2 separate regions of the Homo sapiens genome follow, and region 2 is linked to region 1. Evidence: read pairs that join two places in POLR2A ChIA-PET (ENCODE). Cell type or tissue: PC-9. All regions are shown on one strand.

Region 1 (2,500 bases):
AACAAAAATAAATGTCTAAACATAAATAAATAAATAAAAGAAAGAAAGTCATTAAGTTCAGTGTACACTCAAAAGGAGAAAAATCAGTCTCCACCTTTTGAAGACGGGAGTGTCAGGGAGTTTGTGTACATATTTAGGAGAAGCACACCATTTTACAGATAAGAAAATGTATGTACCTGGGGGTCCAATAACTTGGCTGTGGTCAAGCAGTCTCAAACACGAAGGAATTTTTTATCTTGCCGTGTAAAGTCCTGATCAGTGGATACTTCAAGTAGCAGCTCAAAGACTCAGTATGCGTCCATTTTTTTGGATCTACTATCTTCAGTCCGTGGCTTTCAAGGTTGAAATTTTTGTCTACATCAAGCCCCGGAAGGGAAAAATATGAAGAATTGAACATGTGAAGTTTTTATAGGTCAGGCTTTGGAATGACAAAATATTATTTCTGCTCAAATTCCACGGGCTAGAGCTCAGTCACATGGCTACAACTACCTGCAGGGAACGTTAGAAAATGTACACTAGCGGTGTGCTTAAGGAGAAGAGGAAATAGGTTTGGTGGGAATTTAGTAGTCTCAGGCCACACACAAATCCCATGCTCGTACTAATAGCCACTGTGATGTGAAAATATGGATATTTATGTGTTCATGAGGAAAGTGTGTCAGATGGAAGTGCAGGTAGGATCACCAGCAACTTTCACAAATAGAAGTTTTGTGACTTTTTAAGATAAAATGGCAAAACAGTATCATACATTCAGATTGCTTCTATGCTTTTTATTGTTATTCATCTGTTTGTTGATTGAAACCACCGCTGGATACACATATTTATTCCATTATATGCCTAAAGATATGTTTTGTAGGACATCCAATATATAATCATATATATATATATATGGGATTTTTCATCGTAACATGGAAATTAGGTTCATTTGGAGCTTTACTTTAGAATTACCTAGAAAATGAATCCAATCTTCCACTTCATCTTACAAACCACAATGTCCAAAACCTCTGGATACAAATGAATCTGTGCCAGTTCTCCTGTTTGCTCTGGAGTTGAGCACCCTGCAAAGTCTCCCCCAAGTATCTCTTAGATTCTCAGGGGTGGTAGCATCTTGTTGTGCTCAGCAACAAGTATACTCCCACTCCACTGACCCAACCTCTCACCAAGGCACCAAGCCACTGACTGTAAGCAAGCAACCTCTGGAGGAATGCGGTTCCACTGTGCTCATCAGCTCTCCACTGACAGCTACCCTAATCCCTGAGAATGCCAAAGCATTCTAGTCATGGGTCTACTATTTGAACTCTCAAACTCATGAAGTATTTCATAAACACATGTAGTACTTTTTTTCTGGTTTCAGCACTTTGGGTAGATAATAATATTGTTCAGGCAATATTAACTCCTCCCTCCCTCCTGACAGGAGAATATGTTCTCACCCATTGATGTTGGTCTTATACATGTGACTTGCTTTGACCTCACAGTGGGCAGAAAATACCTCCCTCACCCCTTGAACTTGAGCATGACCCTTGACTTGTTTTCACCAATAGGATATTAGTTGATATGACATACACAGGAGCTAGAAATGTGCATGTGTGTTTCAGCTTAGTCTATCACTCGCCTACTTTTGCCATGAGAAGAACACACCTCATGGAGCATCTGGTCGAAAAAGGTTAAGAAACACATGATATACACCTGGACTTAACCTGCAGAGCTAAGTCAGACAAACCCAGCCTACATCACCTGAACTCCAGTCAAGCCATGGGTGTGTGAGAGAGAAATAAATGCTTATTGCTGTATCCACTCCATTTTAGGGTGGTTTGTATGCAGTGTTTATGTGGCAATATCTGACTGTTATATTCTACCTTGGTCTCAAAATCAGTCCCTCAGGCTGAGACGTGGGAGTAAACATCAGTCTCTCCATTCCAAAGCTTTTCCTTCCCCTCTGTGCCCTTCAGACACTCCAGGACCAAACCAATCGAAATGAAACAACGACCTGAATCCAGTATGGGACTCATCTAGGATATCTTGGCATATTTGACTAATAGTGACCAGCCCATGTTCCACATGAGTCCTCTTGTAGAATTTCTTTAAAAATAGCATTTGGAAATTAAGCTTCAGAACAAGTTTTCACTACCACCCAAAGATGCAGGCTTAACATTTCCTTTTACAGAGAAGTTTACTAAAGTGATTTTTTTCTATTTAATTAGGCTCTTGTGAATCACAGATCTTTCACATAAGTGAACTTACCCTGCAGGGTTAGTGGTATCTTTTCTGGCAAATATTTTACAAAGAAGGCATTTGTCTCAGAAATAAACATTTAATTTGGATGAATTTTCATAGCCACAGTGCTTGATTCTGATGAAAATGTTTACTAGCAGCATTTCTGCTTTAGAACGATTTGTTTCTATTATGTTGACAGAAACAAAATTTGGTTGGTTGTTGTTTGGGATGTGAAATGGTTTTGTAAGCATTTCAGCTTGATGCCCAGGCAGGCAGTCACAATATTTCT
Region 2 (2,500 bases), 61 kb after region 1:
TGGAGTCCTTAATTTTCAAACCTTTACAGCAAAATCTCCAATGACTCATAGATGTCAATTTTCCTGGTCTAAGGTGCCTATCCCCGAGACCATCATTTTTTATTACCCCTAAGGAGATTTCAGCAGTTTTTAACCCAAAACTTGTCTCTCATTTCTTCTTCTTTTTAACCTACAAATCATGGTGACACATGCATTCAGTGGTGCTCAATAATTATGTCAAATGAATAAAAGTTTTTACATATTAAAATTTATCTAAAAAATCTTTACTGTAGATATCAAACATTTTCTAAACATAAAGTACCAGAAGTAAGCCATCCTTAAAACAACTTTCCATCTGCACCTGTTTCAAAGGACCTTTTGTGGGGTTGGTTTTACTATTTAGGTTAACTGAGATATTGACAATTGGGGTGAAGCAAATGACAACTCTAATTATAAATGGAGTCTCTGTTTCTAAGGTCTGTGTGATGCTTCTGAACATTTTTCAAACACAGGCTGTAAAATGTCATTCAAATGTAAGTTAACATTAAAACTAGGCATCACTGCACCTGTTACAGACAGCATTTTGAGCTTCTGCTCTTTAGGCTGATGAAGGTGTTGACAATTTGCTCTGCATTTCTCCTCTGTATCTGTAGGGCATATGCAAATAGTTCTCCTGACTTCTTAACTGCCAAGGTGGAGTGATGGTGAGACTCCCAAGTCATAATGATAAATCCAGAAAGGATCCTAAGCCTCCAAAGATGGACTAGGGCAAAGCCAGTCACTGCCAGCAGAAGCCATTAGTTACTACATATGCAACAGCCACCAATGGACATAAACTTGAAACATGGGGGTAATAGGGTGGAGAGCCCTTTGCAGTCATAGTGTGGGCGAGCAGCATTATTAGGAACAGACTCTGTTTTTCCACATACCAAATGGACACAAGTGAAATTGTAGCAAAATACCATTTTTAAAAAACGATGAAGCAAAAACCAAAAGAGGAGGAAAGGAAAAAATTCACCAAAGCTTTCCAGTTGAATGATCTGAGCTTTCCAATAGAGGTCCAAGATAAATTTCACTCCCAAAGAATGTTGTATTCCCAGTTCTACAAATCCCTGAGAAACTGAGAATGCTTTCGAAATAGAATCCCCATTTGCTATGTACCTGTGGTTACATTTGGTTTGAGAGCAGACCACAATGCACTGAGAAGGTACATGTGGGTTTTCTCTCTGTGTGTGTTTTTGATAAACAGAAACAGCACAGATTAGGGGGCTCTATCATGACTCTCTAACAGTGGTGCATTTCACAAGGAGAAATTACAGGAGATGCTTTGATGTCAAACAGAGGTGGCTCCCTTTAAGAAAATGGTAAATTTAACTTTCTTTGGTTCAAAGCTCAGCAGTTCTCCTTGCTCCCCACTGACGTGAATGCTGCAATTTTCTTTTATTCACTTCCTCAATGACTTGCCATTAAACACCTACAAGTCATTTTACTGCAGCAGTTTGGTCCTTGTGACACCCAAATGGGATGGAGAAGAGAAGAGGAGATACGGAGAAAAGAAAGAGAGGAAAGCTTCACATGGTTCCTGAGCTAGAAAATTGTTTTCTTGAGTCCAGTATCACAAGCAGTGAATTAAAAACAGTTTGGGGGGAACTTTGGAGGAAAAAGAAAACAGCTGAAGTAGGCTGACTGCATTTCATTACTGGTTCAAATTAGAGGGTGGAGGAGGTGAGCTAGGAAATAAACAGATGCAATGAAAGGTCTCCAGCCTGTGGGCAAGGAGGAGTGAAAACAGCCCTTTATGAAAGTCAAGACACCTGAAGCCATGGATGTCAGTGGTACACAATGGCCAGTGTTTGCAGGAGAGATGGCTTCTTAACCACAGCAGGGTTACCTTTCCCCTCCCCAGGATCTGGATTTAAACAGATGATATTTACTCAAGGGGTCTTTCATTGATAGAAAAATATAAACCCACCATTTATACATATCTCTGCTTAATGCAAATAGCATATTTAAATTTAATTACTTGGAGCTTAAGGTGGTTTTTGTTCCCATTTCTTTCTCAATTCAATACCCCAGCTCTGATTTGCTTCTTATCAAAGGTTTGTGCATTTTAAAATGCTGTCAAGCATCAGAATTAAATGCTTCAGAGCACTAATGATATCCTTGTGATTAAGGGTTTCGCGTCTCTGAGATGCTAAGAGCTCTGGTGCTAATATTAATTGTTTTCTTCTACATTCCAGATGGAGAGAAGGATTCCTCCTCTCAAGCTAGGCAATACCTATGGCATCAAACATCACTTAGCAATATTTATACGTCCTTTTTCTTACTATCATCATTACAGTATTTTATAGTACAAGAGTTTATAAAGTGCTTTCACATACACATGATTTTGTTTGCGGTACATTCGACCAGCCAGGTCAACTCCTCTGCCATCTTTTAGGTAAAATCATTAAAATCCCCAACCACCCTCGCTGGACTCATCATCAAAGTAAAAAGTCAGCTCCACCCCCAACAGCTTTTA

The links. Peaks named below come from ENCODE experiments on the same cell type or tissue, not always from the same donor. Only the 100,000 strongest peaks of a DNase experiment are listed, where the experiment ranks them.
Region 2: POLR2A ChIA-PET joins it to region 1 with 5 read pairs; 3 of 35 experiments call an interaction of 5 or more read pairs at or near these places.

What each region holds. Positions count from the first base shown.
Region 1 is chr2:221,401,052-221,403,551 of GRCh38, forward strand. No RefSeq gene overlaps it. Among named protein-coding and RNA genes, the nearest start is that of EPHA4, 170 kb to the right of the region's middle. In PC-9, no CTCF peak of the experiment used is centred here; a DNase peak (open chromatin) is centred at 1,220.
Region 2 is chr2:221,462,283-221,464,782 of GRCh38, forward strand. The region is part of intron 5 of EPHA4 (EPH receptor A4); the gene reads right to left. Among named protein-coding and RNA genes, the nearest start is that of EPHA4, 110 kb to the right of the region's middle. In PC-9, no CTCF peak of the experiment used is centred here; a DNase peak (open chromatin) is centred at 1,099.